Regions from separate parts of the Homo sapiens genome. Here region 1 is linked to region 2. Evidence: chromatin loops called from intact Hi-C (ENCODE). Cell type or tissue: HCT116. All regions are shown on one strand. Links, peaks and the distances in the headings refer to the core of each region. The heading gives the core; the rest is flanking DNA. Region 1 overlaps VTI1A (vesicle transport through interaction with t-SNAREs 1A). Region 2 overlaps TCF7L2 (transcription factor 7 like 2).

What was found. Hi-C counts contacts between places; a loop is a spot of excess contacts. Peaks named below come from ENCODE experiments on the same cell type or tissue, not always from the same donor. Only the 100,000 strongest peaks of a DNase experiment are listed, where the experiment ranks them.
Region 1: it touches region 2 in a loop (2.8-fold over the local background); 2 of 110 quality-filtered maps call a loop at or near these places.

What each region holds. Positions count from the first base shown.
Region 1 is chr10:112,738,200-112,747,960 of GRCh38, forward strand. All of the region lies in intron 7 of VTI1A (vesicle transport through interaction with t-SNAREs 1A), which reads left to right. Among named protein-coding and RNA genes, the nearest start is that of MIR4295, 110 kb to the left of the region's middle. In HCT116, for the core only: no CTCF peak of the experiment used is centred there; DNase peaks (open chromatin) are centred at 3,692 and 5,292; H3K4me3 peaks cover 1,230 bases; H3K27ac peaks cover 3,228 bases.
Region 2 is chr10:113,070,121-113,079,881 of GRCh38, forward strand. All of the region lies in intron 5 of TCF7L2 (transcription factor 7 like 2), which reads left to right. Among named protein-coding and RNA genes, the nearest start is that of SNORA87, 30 kb to the left of the region's middle. RefSeq lists enhancers at 4,050-4,819, 6,130-6,723, 8,554-9,055. In HCT116, for the core only: no CTCF peak of the experiment used is centred there; DNase peaks (open chromatin) are centred at 1,515, 2,211, 3,226 and 3,841; H3K4me3 peaks cover 3,408 bases; H3K27ac peaks cover 5,102 bases.

The DNA of each region.
Region 1 (9,761 bases), core at 609-8,608, 330 kb before region 2:
TCCCTGGCGAGCACCCCTAACGTTCCCTGTGCCCACGTGTCCCTTCATCTGGGTAGATCCCACTCATCTCACAAGGCCCAGCTTCAATGTTAACTTCTGTCTGAAGCTCCCCAAGCCTTCAGGCAGAATAACTATTCTTTCCTCTGTGCTTCCTCACTCTCCTCTATAACGCATTTGTCAGTTTATATTATGGATTGTTCTGTACAGACTTGGCTCTCCTCTGAGGCTAGGAGATCCTTGAGGACGGGGAGTGTGTTTCCTTTTTCTTTATATCTAGGATTCAGCACAGTTCTTGGTCCTCAGTGAACGGCTGATGAATTGGAAAATAAATGACTGGACATCTGAAATATTAAAGGAATTAATATTTTGTGGGTGGAGAGAAATCAAGACATGTAAAGTTCAGTGTAAAATTAATCTTTTCTCCCCAATACAGTCTGATTAAATGGTGACAGTTTCTTCCTCTCATGAGCCATCTGGATCTTAATGGTTATTTTCTTATAAGACTGTTGAGTTTACAGTACGACAGAACTGTGTTTACCTTGGAATGAGGGCTGTCCTCTATTAAGAAGCTTTCAGTACAGCCCAAGAGTCAAGTTATGGTGTTGTGGGCAGAAAGCCAGTAGGGAAAGCCTTGAGGAGAAAGCCCTCATGGAAGAGAAATGCTTTATCATCTGGTCCCTGAATCTTATGGAATTCAGCAGTGACCTAGCCGCATGATCCCGCAGTGAGGGCTTAACACGTTCCACGGCCTGAACTCGCTCTGAATGGACTCCAGATTCCCAATGATGCATGCAGCCCCTCAGGGTCAGAGGCCATCATGCTGCCAATCAGACAAGGCAGGTGGAATGTTGCACAGCTGCACTCTGGTTGCATTTCCCAACACCTCCCTGTCTCACGATGCTTGCACATTGGCATGCTGTTCCTGCCACCTTGTCATACTTGTGTGTGTGGAGAGCCTGTCCCCAGTGCTGTTTTCTCAGGACAAGCTCAACTTCACTTCCTCCCGCCTTATCGAACCCTTTGTTTCCAAAATTGTTAATCAAGCCACTTGGGGGGTTGAACTCAACTCCTCCCTCCCAATATCCTCCCAGCTCAAAGTAATGAGAAAAACAATTGCCCACAGTGAGGATGTCCATGGTCCCCATTTTCCCCAGTCTATCATGCCTTAGACAGATACTGTTGAATTTTGTCAGTTGCATGTCCCACATGCTAATGGTGGTTATTTGGACATCTCTGCTTCAAGCCCAGCTTAAAAAACCATATGGCCCCAGATTCTTCAATGCCACAGCTATGGTGCTCTTCCATGTTAAGAGACTTAACAGATGAAATATGGTTTTCCGAACCTCTTTTCATTTACCATCAAAATAACAAGCGATGTCTTGTATTTCAACAGAGACATTCTTTTCACTCAGTTACTCTGCAAAGAATGTGCCCTTGTCTCTGCTGTAGATTTTTATTTTATTTGTAAATTGTGCGTGCTGCATGCTACGGAATACTGAAAAGCCATACACCCTGGCTTGTTGGTTGACACATAGTATGTGTGATTACAGATTGTTTGAATAACAGTGGACTATTGAACTGCCATCCAGATGTGTGTGGAGTTAACTGTGGGAATGTCCACAAAGGAGGATTATCTTTCTTGTTGCTGGGGCCAAGGCCCCCAGAAAGTGGAAACATAAGCATGGCAGCTACTCAAATAGAACAGTAGCTACAATTGGCTCTTCAGAAGCAAAATTAATCATTTTTTTTAAATTATGCATTGCAATTAAGACTGGGTTTGTTCTCTAAAAGTAAATCATGCAAAGAAAATGCCAAACAATAACACAAAAATTTGCAGCTTTGAATGCCCTTTGTGAATGGTTTCGTCATTTTGTTTTTAAACGTTTAGAAATTCAGAACATTGTAGATTAAAGATAAGACCTCAACCATTGCAAGCCTCCGAGCCATCATCTTGTAGACTTGATCTGTGTTTCCTGCACTCTCTTCCATTCTTTGTACTGTACAGGATACTGTAAGCATTGATTAGTTGGTGTTCACAAATACTGGCCATGGGAAAACAATGCAGAATTCCCCCTGTGAACACTTTCTTTCTTTCTTTCTTTCTTTTTGAGACAGAGTCTTGCGCTGTCATCCAGGCTGGAGTGCAGTGGTGCAATCTCGGCACACTGCAACCTCCGCCTCCCAGGTTCAAGCAAGTCTCCTGCCTCAGCCTCCTGAGTAGCTGGGACCACAGGCACGTCCCACAACACATGGCTAATTTTTGTAGTAGAGACAGGGGTTTCACCATCTTGGCCAGGGTGGTCTCGAACTCCTGACCTCAAGTGATCTGCCTGCTTTGGCCTCCCAAAGTGCTGGGATTACAGGCGTGTGCCACGATGCCCATCCTTGAACATTTTCTTTAAAAGATATTTGAACCACAGTGAGATACTACTTCCCACCTACTAGAATGGCTAAAATAAAACAGACAGTAACAAGTGCTGACAAGGATATGGAGAAATTGGAATGCTCATGTGCTGCTGGTGAGAATGTAAAATGGGGTCACCACTTTGGAAAACAGTTTGGCAATCACTTAAAATGGTAAACATGGAGTTTACCCTATGATCCAGCATTTCCATTACTAGGTATCTGTATCCAAGACCCATGAAAACCTATGTCCACACAAAAACTTATACATGAATATTTATAACAGCATTATTTATAATAGTCAAAAAGTAGAAGCAACCCAAATGTCCAGCAACTGATGAGTGTATAAATAAAATGTGGTCTATTATTCAGCCATGAACAGGAATGAAGTACTAATCCAACATGGATAAACCTGAAAACATGCTCAGTAAAAGAAGCCAGATACAAGAGACCACATAGTCTATGAATCCATTGTATGGAATGTCTGGAATAACTAATCTATAGAGACAAAAAGTAGATTATTAGTGGTCACAGAGCACTGGAGAGGGGAAATTAAGAGTGACTATTAATGGGCCAGGCACGGTGGCTCACGCCTGTAGTCCCAGCACTTTGGGAAGCTGAGGCAGTCAGATCACTTGAGGTCAGGAGTTCAAGACCAGCCTGGCCAACATGGTGGAACCCCGTCCTACTAAAAATAGAAAAATTATCTGAGCATGGTGGCACGCGCCTGTAATCCCAGCTACTCAGGAGGCTGAGGCAGGAGTATCACTTGAGCCCAGGAGGCAGAGGTTTGCAGTGAGCCAGGATCACACTACTTTACTCCAGCCTGTCTCAAAAACTAAAAAACAAAAGAGTGACTGTTAACGGATATTGGGGTTTCTTTTGCAGTGATGAAAGTCTTCTAAAATTGATATTGATGATGATTGTACAACTCAGTGAACACACTAAAAATTCTTAAATTTTACCCTTTAAATGGGTGAATTGCATGGTATGTGAATCATACCTCAATAAAACTGTTTACAAATGAAGATGAATGAAGATATTTTCAGATAAAAAAATTTTTAAGGTATTTGAAGGTGAGTTTTTAAAAATTATACTTAAAATTAGGATATCTTCAAAAATCAACATATCTGAACTTTTTTACCAGCGTAGAAAAAAGGGGGAAATGCTTTTCAATTTAATAGCTTATATCTTTTTTTTCTTTCCTGGAATGAAAGATCTGTTACTTGTTCAACAGTGTCAATGCTTTCTATCTCTGGTTGGAATCTGCAGCAGTCAGTTGGCACCCAGCCATCAAATACCTAGATTTACCTTTGTGCAATAAAAGTCCCTTTAGCAATGCATATTGAGATATATCATTTTGAACCTATTTTAAATTCTGTAGCAAGCAAGTAAAAAAAATAAATAAATCATGAAACATCAGGCAAGTCAAAGGAAACAAAGAAACGAATAGGAAATCCTCTCTAGATTCCGTTCCCACTTTACTTTCTGTAGTTTGATCTAAAGAAAAATGTGGAATTTCCTGCAGAGTGATTAATAGGCTAATGTGGTGACTGACAGGCACTCTGAGCTTGACCTGGCAGGTAAAGGCTAACTGGCACGTTAAGTTGATTACACAATTTCCTCTAAATAAGTTGACAAGTGGTTTGCACAGTTGCCTTGACTTTTGCCCTTATAAATGCACACTTATAAATGAATTGCTTTTTCAACTAAAGCAATCCTTATTTTAGATGTGACATGTGTTAAGTAAACAGCTTGATACAGAACCCCAGCATCCTAGCCTTCCTAGCCAGGTCAGATTATCAGAGTTGCTAGGAAATAAGAGTTTTGAGCCTGAAACTCAGCTTTGAGATGTGGTTGTATCCCTAGGGCATAAGAAACCCAAAACTATTTTTCTTCCCTCTAGTATTGTGAAGCAGATTATTAGATTTGAGAAGATGTGTTCCACAAATGTCTCGAAAGAGTCCAGGAGTGGAGGCTGCTAAATGGTTTGCTTAATTCTAATGCTTTATACAGATCTCCTTTCAGGATGTCAAGTTTGTAGGAAAATGCAGCCTTTGGTTGGTATTTCTTTAAAAATATGACAGAGAAAAGATTTCTAGTTGGCATCTCTGTTCTATGATCATTTTCACAAGAAGAAAATGTCCATTTATACTTCAGAGAATATGGTTTATTGAGATATTTTGTTTTACAGATGTACTACTTCCTTCCATTTAAGGGGAGAGTTACAAAAAGCTATGATAAATGAACAGGAAATACAGTTTGAGATAATAAATCAAAATGCTCTTAAGGAAAATAACTATTTATTTGTAGATTTATAAGCCAGGCACCTTTATTGAACCTGATATATCCTGATTTGATAAGCAAGAGGAGATTTGCTAATGTTGTTGATTTAGCTGGGACCTATTCTCGTGTGTGTGTGTGTGTGTGTGTGTGTGTGTGTGTGTGTGTGTGTCTTCCTGAATGAATTAAACATTTGGAAAATGAATTGATTTTTATTTGTATATACAAAGATAATACCATTTACGCTTTCCAGGTCTAGAATATGACAAGCCTTGAGTTCGTCTGGAAAATAGAACATTATTAGGACTCAGAGGTTAAACGTACCATCCCATCAAAGTCTGTGAATGCTCCCCTGCAACAATGAGCAGACCCATTATAAATCGTCTTCATTCATGTTAACTCTTACAAAAGATGAAACTCGTCAGGCTTACAATGTTTACTACTTTCCAGAGATGACTCATGCAGTAATCTTTTTATTTATTTCATTATTTCACTCCATCATCTGGAGGTACTCGTAACAAAAGGATTGCCTTCCACTTTGTGGCTGGGGCTGGCTGTGTACTTGGTAAGGACCGGGCTAGTCCCTCCTGCAGTGTGGTTTCTCCTTGCAAGTCGTCAATATCCAGTAACCATTAACTATGAACAACATCCTCCACTCATTTCACTTCCGCCCCAGCTGGCCAGCGCCCTTTAGACATATTCATGAGCCAGGGGGGAGATATTTCATGCCCAACCCTCTCTGCCTTTGGAAGGTTGGAGTCTCCTGAGGTTTGGATTTAAACTCCACATGGCAAACCCAAGTTTCAGGAACCTCCCACCCCAGTGGAATAGTCAAGAGAAGTTTCTGCTGTGTCTCCTTTTTGCCTCTCCAGAGAGAACACTCTTAAAAAGAAAAAAATTATTTCGGTTATATACATTTTCAATCAAATATTTTAGAAATAAAAAATATAGGACATAATATAATGAACACCTTTCTTCCTGGTATAAGCTTTAGAGTTAATATTTTACAAATACAGTGAAGCCCCTGTTCAACCTCAAGTTTCCTTATAAGACCAAGTCTGCAGCACCTTGAAGAAATCCACATCAAATACTGGGACCCTCCCTGTGAAAGGAAACAGGGATGATATACTCAGGGAGGAAGAATGGACTTTTTCTTTGTCGGTTTGTGTTTTTAATATTCCAGATATTTGAACCATAAGAAATTGCCAGTATTCACTTGTTTTCTACTTACGGAAATGTCAATTTTATGTGGGTCAGCCTCATAGCAGGGAGACAAATGTCCCTTGCACATTACAGAAAAAAACTAAATCAAGCTCACATCTCCTCTTGTATAAGCTATTAGCTTAGCCTCAGAATTAGCTTCCCTGCCTTAATTCTCAACCCCCTCCAATTCAGCGTCCACTCTCTTGCCACAACCATACAGATAAACCTGATAAAAGTTCTGGCTAGAAATTTAAAAATATTTCCTTGCAGAAATATCAGTGATTGGTTATGGTGTTCTACCCCCAGATTCTGCCGGAAGTGATATGGAACATATGGCATATGCTTACATGCTTACATTTTCTTCTTCTTCCTTTTTTTTTTTTTTTTTTTGAGACAGAGTCTGTCGCCCAGGCTGGCACAACCATGGCTCACTGTAGCCTTGGCCTCTCAGGCTCAAGCGATCTTCCCACCTCAGCCTCCCAAGTAGCTGGGACTACACGCACATGTCACCATGCATGACTTATTTTTAAATTTTTTGTGGAAACAAGGTCTTGCTGCGTTGCCAGGGCTGGTCTCAAACTCCTGGGTTTAAGCAATCCTCCCACCTCCGCCTCCCAAAGTGCTGGGATTACAGGCATGAGCCAAGGCGCCTGGCCTACTATTGCACTTTCGATGTTGTCCCTTAGCTGTGCATCGACATCCCTCCCTGTCGGAGCTCTTACTAGAAGCCAGCTACATTGCAGATCCAGCACGTTCAGCATCTTGTCTCATTTCATCCTCACAGCAAACTGAGATATCCAGGGGTAGAACAGGTTTTGTGGGACCTGAAGCATTTACAGTTTGGGGTACTCCCTGAAAGAAACATTAAACTCAGTAAGTTATGAAAGTTAATGATTGTCTAGGTCAAGAAAAGAAAGTACAATACATTTTTTAAAGCAGGCAAATACTACAGGCACCATAAAATGCAGGAAAAAAGTAGTTTTATTAATTAACTGATTGACACATATGTAATACTTTTTTTCCCTATGTTTTTTGGCTGCATAATCCCTGGCCATTTCTTCACCTAATAATTATTTTATGACTTTTTGTGGAGAGAGTAGGAAGAGGGTTAACTTCTTCCTCTAGCATGGTTGATCAAAACTTGTTTTTTTTTTAATGATTGAAAGTTTTATAAAAGCTTCTTTGGCTCTGTGGTTCAGTATTAGTAATGTCGTGGAAGTTTTTAAGATTGTTGTCAAATGAACATATCTCTCACTTTTTGTCTATATATGAGCTGTAGGATTTGGATTTTTTTTTCTCAGACTAGTTTCTGGCTCTATACATTTTGTTTTTGTGCCACCCACGTACCTCCAGTGTCGAGTGCTCTCACTATGTTCACATTACAGTAAGACCTCTGAGCCTGCACCTTTGTGTCCCAGTACTCCATGAGTTGACCATCTCCAGCTCAACACAGCTGACAGTGATTTAACCAGACATGGAAATGACTGTGGACATGTGAATCTATCCCACTACATCCAAAGTAAATTATCCCTAACTCAGCTTCCCCTTAGCTGGATCCCAAAAGTGCTCACAGCCACACCGATGCTGTCCAACATGAAAGGGAATAGTAGAAAGTCAGTCGTCCTAACCATGCATTGCAGTTACTGTATCTTATTTTTACAAAGATATTTGGCCAAGTGAACATATTGCTAAGACCTCTTTCAGGACCTTGGAAGGAGCCCAAACAAGTGAAGGACTGACCCTGAAGCCCAGAATGAAGCTGAGAAGCCACATGTGAATCTCCTAGCAGATTTGTGCAAGGTTACTCAGGTAGCAAGAGACAGAGCTAGGATTTAAACTCAAGTCTTTAGAGGCCAATTTAAGAATCTTTTAAATTATGCTAATTCATGTCTTGTATTACAAAACCTTTCCCTTCCCTATCCCACCTTAGTGCTCAGTAAGTACATAGCCATTGGTCAACATTTGCTACAGAAAAAATGGACATCTAAGTCTCAAAACAGGTTTGCTGTGTTCTTGATCATATTTGGGCCAACTTCCTTGAAGACTCTGGAATTTCATGTCTATTTGAAATCAATTTTATGATATAGAATTTCAGATAAATCTGTACGAAACAAAACTCACTGCCTCTACTCCACCCATGTTTTAGAAACCATGTTGCTCCTCATTCATCTGGGAGTATTTCTCAGCATGCCCCAAGGACTGATAAATATAGTACAGTCCTTAGGTTTATCCTGGTGTCCCTAAGAGTCACAGTTCAGAAATGGTGGGACACTCTTAATTAGAAGGGGGACAGCCAGCAGCGACCCTGCTTTCAGTGCCCTGGCACCTACAGAAAAAAGCCTTTCTGTCTGATAAACCCTCTGGTGTGTGCAGCCCACCGCTGTACACATGGGCGGAACTCGCTCTCACAGAACAAGTGTGTTTGCCAAAACAGGGAGTGAAGTGTCTTGCAAGGCCACTTGTTCCAGAAGAAAGACAGGATAAGGGAAGTGGCAGAAACTGTGATAGGGAAGGAGTTTTTCCACGCTAACAAGCGTGAACCGATAAGCCTGACCTTATAGACAAATGTTGAGGGTCCTAAGAGCACCTCTCAGGCCAAAATTAACTGAGCAAATTTGACTTGGCTTCCCATTTTATAATGGAAAAAATTCCTAGGGAGAAAGAAAACTCAACATTGGCTGCTATCACGGCTGATGGATTTGACTTCTTATCTGCCAGATTTTCCTACTAAACAAGTCAATGGAATCACTTTCTAATATGTCCGAACTAGAAGGTTGCATGATAAAAATATGTTAATAATATTATCATTCTTACAGTCCCTGGGCCAAGAATGTTTACAGTCCTTATCTCATTTAATCCTCACAAGAACCCTCTGGGGCTATTTCAATTTACAGATGAAGACAGTGAGACTCAGAGAGATCCAGTCACTTACCCAGCGCAGTCACACAGCCAACAAGTGGTGGAGACCAGATTTGAACTAGGGCAGTCAGATTCGGGGGCCTGTGCATTTATCCACTGTTACACAGTGAGGTCCATCTGAATCTTATTCCTGTTTCCCTCCTCGGGACTCCACCGGGCCTCCAAACACTTCCCATAAATGGGGAATGCCTTAAGACACTCTCTGAATGTTACCTGTGATGTGGGTAAAGCAAACAGGAGCTGTTTTTATCATCTGCCACAAGTATTCTTATTAGCATGCATTGCTTGATGACGGGGATACGTTCTGAGAGTTCATCGTTGTGCGAACATTACAGAGTGTGCTTACACAAACCTAGATGGTAAAGTCTACTACACACCTAGGCTGTAAGGTATATCCTATAGTGCCTAGGCTACACTCATGTACAGCATTTTACTGTCCTGAATACGATAGGCAGTTATAACACAATGGTTAAGTATTTGTGTATATAAACATAGAAAAGTTACAGTAAAAATACTGTATTATAACTATAGTTTCCGTTGTTGACCAAAACGTTGTTAGGTGGCCGATGACCGTAATTGTTTTGTTTTGTTTTCTCTTGGGGTGCCTAGAATAAAACATAAGAATATTGGTAAGGGAGCAAAATAAATATGTATTGGTCCCCGAAAGGCTTGATACATGCTTGATTCTTCACCCTTACCTGGAGACTGGGTTGTGTAGAAGGAGGCCCTCAAAGAGGAATACGGAGAGTATGGCTTCTTCCTTCTGGCAAACTCAGAGTTCAGTGCTGCCCCTTTGGGGGCTGGAACAAGGTTCCCCATGTGTTTCTCAGTTGTACCTAGCAATTTCCCTAGGAAGTTTTTGAAGTTTCCAGGGTTGGCAGCCACACTCATATGGCCCGGCTGGAGGGTACAGTGGCAATCCAACGCCCAGACAGGGTCCTGGACGTTGGACT
Region 2 (9,761 bases), core at 638-8,637:
TGGCAAGTGCCTGTAATCCCAGCTACTCGGGAGGCTGAGGCAGGAGAATCCCTTGAACCAGTGAGTCGGAGGTTGCAGTGAGCCGAGATGGTGCCACTGCACTCCAGCCTGGCGACAGAGTGAGACTCCGTCTTAAAAAAAAAAAAATTTATATATATATATATATATATGAATTAATTAATTTAATGTTGCATTAACGAGTGGTATAAGGTTCTTAGCCCTTTGTCTGGTATCTGCTGGGTGTTCAGTATTCATTTCCTCGCTTTCCCTGCATATTTTGAGCTAATAAATGTTTGGGGACACCACTTTCCTGTAGAATCTCATGTAATCCCAAACAGATCCTAGCTGCTTGCTATGGCCCATCTGCGGGACCCGCGTCAAGGCTTTCCCATAAAGGAGAGCCCTGCGGGAATCATCATGTGCCAGGCACTGTGCTAGGCTCTTTAGGTGCATCTTGAAACTTAATCCTCGTGACATTTTGGAGTAGATACTATCATCCCCACAGAAGGTACTGAAGTCTCAAGCACATTAATAGCTTACCTAAATATTGCTAAGGGTCTTCCAGATGATCTTTAGGAAATTTTCAGCCAGGGGAGAGTGAAAGCTCTATTTGCTATAGTTAAAGCAAGGAACCCTCCTTCTTAAAAAATTATACAGTTATTGAGATATAATTCACATACCTTACAATTCATCCATTTAAAGCATGCAATTCAGTGGTTGTAGTAGATTCAGGAGTTGTGCGAGCATCGTCACAGTCAATTTTAGAACATTTTCATCACCTTCCACAAAACCCCCGTGTCTCCTAGTAGCCACTCCCCATTTTCCCTAAGTCCCACAGTCCTAGGCAACAACTAATATATTTTCTGCATCTATGGATTTGCCTATTCTGGACATTTCATATAGATGAAATCATAGGCCCGTGGTCTTTTGTAACTGACTTCTTTCACTTAGCAAATGGAAGGGTTTTTGATGGAATCTTAGCTCAGATGTCGCCCTAGGCTTGGCCTTCTGGAACTCACTGTTCTCTTGCTTCCTTCCACCCTGCCTCCCTACCCGCTTTGCTACAAGAAGACAGAATGTAGAAACCCCCAGTTGACTTTTTGAGTAGAAATGAGCCATGTTCTATTTAGTGGTAGAATGTTTGCTGGGTTAGCCCAGGACTTCAGATGGAGTGCTTCCTCCTTTTTAATACCTTGTGACTGCTGTGTTGGCAAGCAGAGGGTTAAATGCTGCAGGAGGACATGGGAGAGTTTTTGCTTTGAGGGTCCACTGGAGCAAGAGAAGCTTGAGAGTCTGTCTCTGAGATCCCAGAACAGACATGAAGATATGGTACCGATTCCCTTGGTGCTAAAAGGAACTCCAGGGGAATTTCAGGAAACCCCTCCTTTTCTCGTCTTTATTCTCACCCCGTCCCCCCGCCACCTCTCTCCCCAAGTTCACACTCAGGAGGGAGGAATCTTTTACCTTTTCCGTTCTGGGCAGCAGCTGTAGGGAATGTTATCAGTGTTGGGACTGGGCACGGGACCAAGCCTTCCTGGTGCCTGGACTGCAACCAAGCTGAGAGCTGACATGGCAGGGCGAGTTGTGTGTGAGTTGGCTGCCCCTAGGCTCATAGGCCTAGCACAATAGAGACCCTGTCAATGGAGGGACACTATCAGGCAGGTCACTATCAATGTGACAGACACTATCAGGCAGGTCACATTGGTGCAGATCCTTGGAGGACTCCCCCCCACCCCCCATGAGTGGATTCCTCCAGGTCAGGGGCTGGCTGGGACTGTGGATGCTGGAGTAAGTGGAATTGTGGGTGCACTCTGCTTCAGCAGTACTCTCCAAGGAGAATGATTGTTTTAATAAATTACTGTTTTAATAAGGGAGGTGGAAGAGCTTTTTAATCACTTGCTTTTTAAAAATTTTTAATTTTATTTTAATTAATTAATTAGTTTATTTATTTTTTGAGACGGAGTCTTGCTCTGTCGCCCAGGCTGGAGTGCAGTGGCACGATCTCGGCTCACTGCACCTCTGCCTCCTGGATTCACACCATTCTCCTGCCTCAGCCTCCAGAGTAGCTGGGACTACAGGCACCCGCCACCACGCCCGACTAATTTTTTGTATTTTTAGCAGAGACGGGGTTTCACCGTGTTAGCCAGGATGGTGTAGATCTCCTGACCTTGTGATCCTCCCGCCTCAGCCTTCCAAAGGGAGGGATTACTGGCGTGAGTCACCGCGCCTGGCCTTTATTTTTTATTTCTTTTGAGATGGAGTTTTGCTCTGTCACCCAGGCTGGAGTACGGTGGTGGGATCTCGCCTCACTGCAACTTGCGCCTCCCGGGTTCAAGCGATTCTCCAGCCTCAGCCTCCTGAGTAGCTGGGATTACAGGCGTGTGCCACCGCCTCCAGCTAATTTTTGTATTTTTAGTAGAGACCGGGCTTCACCATGTTGGCCAGGCTGGTCTCGAACTCCTGACCTCAGGTGAGCGTCCTGCCTTGGCCTCCCAAAGTGCTGGGATTACAGGCGTGAGCCACTACACCCAGCCAATCAGTTGCTTTTAAACTACTTAAATAAAAAGAGCCAACCCAAAATCTTGTGCATGCTTGGGAAACTGGCAGTGGAATATGAGAAGTTTTTATTTGTGGTGCACACAGGTGACTCGGGCTGTTGTGTATTGGTTCTTGCCTCGATCTGTAGCAAGCAATCTGTTGTTTCTTGCCTGCCTTTTGGGAAGAAATGAAAAAAGAAGCAGCACGAGTCTCCATACATCATGATTGTGATGGCACTGGGCCTGAGACCTTTTCTGCTGTCCAGGTAAAAATGTGAAGACCATGGTTTTGAGGTTTCTTAATAAATTCAGGTGTTAAGTGCCAAGTGATGCTCCCAGCCCCTGAGCTAGAGCAACTATGCTGTTCATGTCCCCAGGAATGGAAGTGGACCCTAGTTAGGTGCTGGTGGCCAGCCATGTGTACCTAGGGCAGGGCCAGGTCGTGTGTGTGTGTGTGTGTGTGTGTGTGTGTGAGAGAGAGAGAGAGAGAGAGACAGAGAGAGAGATAGAGAGAAACATAAAGGTGATCGGCACTCAGACATCCTGTGTGGTCCACCTCACTTCTCAAGCAGGTGTCTTTCCAGTCTACAACTCGTTGACCACAGGTGGAATTCATAAGCTCTGTTCCCTGTCCTGCTTGGGTCCTCCAGAGAAAGAAATGTTGAATTATCATCTTGGTGATGGTCAACTCTGAAAGCCTAAATTTTCATGATCACCAAAGTGTTTGGATTTAAAAGGGTGGCTCACTCCGTAATTCCGGCACTTTGGGAGGCTGAGGCAGAAGGATCACTTGAGCCCAGAAGTTTCAGACTAGGCTGGGCAACAAAGCAAGACCCGGTCTCTACCAAAAAAAAAAAAAAAAAAAAAAAAAAAAAATCAAAAAAATTAGCTGGGGGTGGTGGTGTGCTCCTATAGCTCCAGCTACTCAGGAGGCTGAGGCGGGAGGATCGCTTGAGCCCAGGGGTTTGCGGCTGCAGTGAGCTGTGATTGCACCACTGCACTCCAGCCTGGGCGACTGTGAGACCCCGTCTTTAAGAAAAAAAAAAAAACAAAGGTCACAAGACATTCTTGGCTCCGCCCTGCAGAGCTGCTTCCCGATCTCCTTTTTTATTTGCTTCCCAACCTGCGGGCCTCAGTGTGACTCACCACACCGGACTGCCTGGCCCTGCTGCCTGCCGCCCATCCTTGCGGCCTGGACGACTCCATGTGCGAGTTGCTGGCGCAGCGTCCAGAAAACAGACCACACCCCAGGAATGATGATACGTTATAGCATTTCTCTGCTCTGTAAGAGAGGCACCAGGGTCGTGTGCTGGGTCTGGGGTTTGTCCATTCCACATCCGGTGCTGCTGTTGACTCTGGTGTCGGCCGCTGGTGAGCTGGCTGTAGCTGGTCACCTCTGGGTGGTTTCTGGGGCGGTCGCAGGCTGACTAACACACCAAAGGTCAGCCAGGGTGTTGAAGCTGGCACCTTTCTTCCTGGAGCACAGACGTCATCTTGGATCTTTTAGATACTTGGACTTACTTTATGCAGAACATTCTGGATTTGTGAATTAGATGGACTCTTTATTATTTTGTATTTGGATTATTTCTTTAAAGAGATCAGAGATAAAAATATCATTGTTTTGCCAGTTTGCTACCACCAGCCCACACCCCTCTTCCCGTTGTCCAAAAAGGGGGTGGTTAGAGTTTTCTTGAGTGACTGGGCTATTATGATTAGCAGATTACTAAAGCTGTGTGATTTTAACAAGACGTAAACACATATGGGAACCCCTCCTTCCATATCTTGCTAATGTCAATTAGCAACATATTAATCTTGCTAATGTCAATCCTGTCACTTCATACATTTATAAATATTAGGGACATTTAAAAGAGTTGTCGGACTGTGCGGGACCTTGGCACACTGCTGACGGCTGCACACTCATCACTGCGGGGCTCATCACACATTGACACCAGCACCATATTTTGCTGGGTTTCCTGATCTCGGTTGAGTATTTGGATTTGAATGGGATGGTTTTAATGTTGCTACTGACTACTACAGTGATCCAAATAAACTTTAAAGCTGGGGCCTCCACGCCATAGGCAGATTTTCATACCAGTTGCCTTTACCTCAGTAGTTTTCAGCTGGGGCAATTTTGTTCCCCAGGAGACATCTGGATACAGTGTTGGTTGTAACAGCTGGGCAGGGGGTACTTCTGTCATCATCTCATGGGCACAGGGCAGGGATGCTGCTAGGGCAACCCCTCACCCTCCCAAAGAATTATCAAAAACATCAACAGTGCCAAAGCTGAGAAGCTCAGCTTTAATGTGTTCATTGAGCAACTAAAGAATAGACTCAGATATAGGAAAGTATTTATTTATTTATTTATTTAGAGACAGGGTCTGGCTCTGTTGTCCAGATCATAACTCACTGTAACCTTGATCTCCTGGGCTGAAGCAATCTTCTCACCTTAGTCTCCCAAAGCATGCTGGGATTACAGGTATAAGCCACAGTGCCCAGCCTGAAAAGAATACTTTAAATGGGCGGGGTAATGGTGGCTTATGCCTGTAATCCCAGCACTTTGGGAGGCAGAGGCGGGCAGATCACCTGAGGTCAGGAGTTCGAGACCAGCCTGGCCAACATGGTGAAACCCTATCTCTACTAAAAATACAAAAATTAGCCGGGAGTGGTGATGGGCACCTGTAATCCGAGCTCTCCTGGAGGCTGAGGCAGGAGAATCGCTTGAACCTGGGAGGTGGAGTTTACAGTGAGCTGAGATCGTGCCATTGCACTCCAGCCTGGGCGACAAGAGCGAAACTCTGTGTCCAAAAAAAAAAGAAAAAAGAAAAAAAGAGTATCTTTAAATGAATGGCAACCCAATTTGCAAATGTATTTTTTTTAATGTTGCCAATTACTTTATGTGTTTAAAAAATATCTTTCTGGTTTACTAGGGTATTCTTCAAAAAAAGAGAAAAGATTAAAGCTGCACAGACATGATGATGTAAAAGCTAGTAGCTTCTCAAGCTGTGAAAGGTCTGTGGTGCAGAGAATAGCTCCCTGTGAGCTGAATTTTGTTTGCTGTGGTGCAGCATGGGTTTAGATCCTACCTGGTTAGTGAAAGAGATAATGTGAAGTCATTGCATTTGCATTTGTCAAAATCCTAGTTTTCCACTTACCTAATAGTTTTTTGTTTGTTTGTTTGTTTCATTTTGTTTTTAAAGACAGGATCTTACAGCCGGGGCCTGTAATCCTAGCACTCTGGGAGGCTGAGGCGAGTTGATCACCTGAGGTCAGGAGTTCGAGACACACCTGGCCAACATGGTGAAACCCTGTCTCTACTAAAAATACAAAAATTAGCCAGGCGTGGTGGCACGTGCCTGTAATCCCAGCTACTGGGGAGGCTGAGGCAGGAGAATCACTTAAACCCAGGAGGCGAAGGTTGTAGTGAGCCGAAATCACGCCACTGCACTCCAGCGTAGGCAACAGAGCAAGACTCCATCTCAAAAAAAAAAAAAAAAAAAAAAGACAGGATCTTGCTCTGTCACCCAGGCTGGGATATACTGACTTGATCATAGCTCACTGCAACCTTTAGCTCCTGGACTCAAGCAATCCTCCAGCATCAGCCTCCTGAGCAGCTGGGACTATAGGTGTGAATTACCATGCCTGGCTAACTTTTTTATTTTTTGTAGAGACAGGGTCTTACCCTATTGCCTAGGCTGGTTTCGAACTCCTGGCCTCAAGTGATCCTTTTGCCTTTGCCTCCCAAAGTGCTGGGATTACATGCGTGAAACACCACACCTGAACTAGTCTTTTTGTTGTTGTTGTTAAAGTGAGAGACCCAGACCAAAATCATCTTTCTTCTCCCAAAATGCTAATTATTATTTGTTTTAAGTTATAGCTCCAGATTACCTTGTAGGATTATTCACATTTTCTTTCTAAATGCTGTTCTTGAAAGGAACCATCTATTGACAGTACATCAGAAATTCTATGGTTCCTTTATGACATTTCTGGGGAAGTAAATGAAAGGTGTAAATTAAGAAAAGCAAGTGTTTGCGGTTCCCACTTTAACCTTGTGTTATGTTAAGTGGCTTTGTTGAAGAGGGCTGTCACTGTTCTTGAAAACTTGGGAAAATCCATAGCAAGCTGTGCCATTAGTTGCCTTTGGGAGCACAGGATGTTTGATGTGAAAATTATATGGACACATCTAATTGGGTGTATTTTCACCCCACCAGATATCAAGTAAAGAGGTGACTCTTCCCCCTCCCCTGCATTTTTAGCTAAATTGTTTAACCTGAATTTCATGCTATTAAGAATTACATTTCAGTAATCCACCTGCCATTTTTCAATGCCTTTTGTTTAGTAGCATGTCTGTATGATCCACCTACAGAACATTTCTAGACATCTGGCAAGAGCTAGTTATCATCCCTTCCTGATTTGGGGTGCTAAGACCTGTGGTCCCCTTCTTCCACCGTAATTTACATTCTTCCCTGAGTCCTGCAGGAACTCAGCCAGGCAGTGGAAAGAAAACAGAAGCTCTGTGGACCTCTGCTTACTGTAAAATGGGAATAATAATTCTTATCCTGCCTGTTTCCCAGAGTTGTATATTCTTTTCCAATAAAATGTACTCAAAATTAAAATACAAAGCAGTTACACAGAGATAAGATAGTGGTAATTATGCCAATTTAAACTCCAGAATTAAAAAATAAGTTTAGTCACATACCATGCAGTTCACCCATTTAAAGTATATAATTCAGTGGTTTTTTGTATATTTGCAGAACTATGCAACCAATATCGCCATTGTAGAACATTTTCCTCACCCCCTAAAAGAAACTGTACCCATTAGCTCTCACTCCCCATTTCCCCCACTCTGCCTTCTCCCCCATGCCCAAGGCAACTGTCAATCTACTTTCTGTTTCTATGGATTTGCCTGTTCTGGCATTAGATATATACATGAAGTCATAAAATTTGTGGTCCTTTGTGACTGCTTCTTTCGCTTAACTTAAATGTTTTCAAGGTTCGTCCATGTTGCTGCATGTATCAGGACATAATTTCTTTCTTTTCTTTTCTTCTTTTTTTTTTTTTTTTGAGATAGAGTCTTGCTGTGTCGCCCAGGCTGGAGTGCAGTGGCATATCTCGGCTCACTGCAACCTCTGCCTCCCAGGTTCAGGCGATTCACCTGCCTTGGCCTCCTGTGTAGCAGGCCCATGCCACCACGCCTGGCTTGCTTATTTATTTATTTATTTATTTATTTATTTATTTATTTATTTATTTATTGTATTTTTAGTAGAGATGGGGTTTCACCATGTTGGCTAGGCTGGTGTAGAACTCCTGACCTCAAGTGATCTGCCCTCCTTGGCCTCCCAAAGTGCTGGGATTACAGGCATGAGCCACTGTGCCTGGCCAGGACTTTATTCCTTTTATGGCTGAATAATATTTCATTATATGGATATCCCATATTTTGTTGACCCATTCATCAGTTGATGGCAAGCTTCAGAATTAAAAAAAAAAATTAAGCTAGTTCATATTTGCTTTAATTTTCCAAATGATCCCTTTCCTTTTATTGCAAGTTAAGTGTTCCTATGGTAATGACTGTTATGGGGCAAAGATGATCAAGTCTATGAGCGGTCCACACAGTTCAACAAATATGTACCTCAGCACACTACCTGGAACCAGACATTGGGTAAAGATAACTTTAGAATTCATGGTCCCCCTGAGACACTAAAGACTTTTTAATGAATGCAATTAGTAACTTTCTACTTACTGTTACTCTTTTTATTTTATTTTTTGAGCAGGATCTCACTGTGTTGCCCAGGCTGAAGTGCAATGGCCCAATCACAGCTCACTGCGGCCTTGACCTCCTGGGATCAAGTGATGGCTGAGACTACAGTCATGTGCCACCACATCCAGCTCTTTAAAAAATTTTTTTTGCAGAGATGGGGTCTCACTATAGGCTGGTCTTGAATTCCTGGCCTCAAGGGATCTTCCTCCCTCAGCCTCTCAAAGTGCTGGGATTACAGGCATGAGCCACCACACACACCCAGTTTGTTGCTCTTTCTGTAGGTTGGCTAAGGATTAAGATGTTATCTCCGGTGGCTGAAACATGCCTCTGATAGGTGCTATCTCCCTTGTCTTCATTTTCACGCTGGTGGTAATCCTGGAAGCCGCAGGGATCAGTCAGATGGCAACAGCAGATTCTTTTTTTGTTTTTTTTTTTTCTGAGATGGAATTTTGCTCTGTCACCCAGGCTGGAGTGCAGTGGTGTGATTTCATCTCACTGCAACCTCCGCCTCCTGGGTTCAAGTGATTCTCCTGCCTCAGCCTCCCGAGTAGCTGGGATTACAGGTGCCTGCCACAATGCCTGGCTAATTTTTGTATTTTTAATAGAGACGGGGGTTTCACCATGTTGGCCAGGCTGGTCTCAAACTCCTGACCTTAAGTGATCCACCCATCCTGGCCTCCCAAAGTGCTGGGATTACAGGCGTGAGCCAGTGCGCTGGGCCAGCCACAGCAGATTCTGACAGGTGATGCCCTTGCCAGCCTGGGGAGCCTTTTGGTTTTGGGTTTGGTTTTTAAATTTGTTACTGTTTTGGTGGTTGTTTTTACCTGTTGTAAATATTAAGAAGCCTAGGCATGATGATGCTCTGAAGACAGGAAAATTTGTTTTGTCCCGATTTGCCACACGGACTCCTGCCTGCATCTGCGTTGATGTGGCCACACGGAGAGCTGCTCTGCTCAGGAGATCCAGCCCGGGCCAGCAGCTTTATAATCAGTTCTGATCGCCACCCTGCAGGGCTGTTTTTGGCATTTTAATGTCCCTTAAGTACTTTCAGAAGAAAGTTTTCAAGGAAAACCTGAATTTTTTCTTTATTGGCTGCACATGTTAGACATATGAAGATGTGTTTCACTTTACAAAGTGGGGGGAACCCTCAACAATCTTTAAGAGATCCCTAAAAACTGAGGGTTGTTTCAGAACCATCTAAATCCAAGAACGTTGGACCTGTTATACTTATTCTGGCAGATGGACCCATCCCTTTTTTTTTCTGAGACAGAGTCTCGCTCCATCGCCCAGGCTGGAGTGCAATGGTGTAATCTCGGCTCACTGCAACCTCTGCCTCTCGGGTACAAGCGATTTTCGTGCCTCAGTTACCCAAGTAGCTGGGATTACAGGTGTGTGCCACCATGCCCGGCTAATTTTTGTATTTTTAGTAGAGATGGAGTTTCACCATGTTGGCCAGGCTGGTCTTGAAA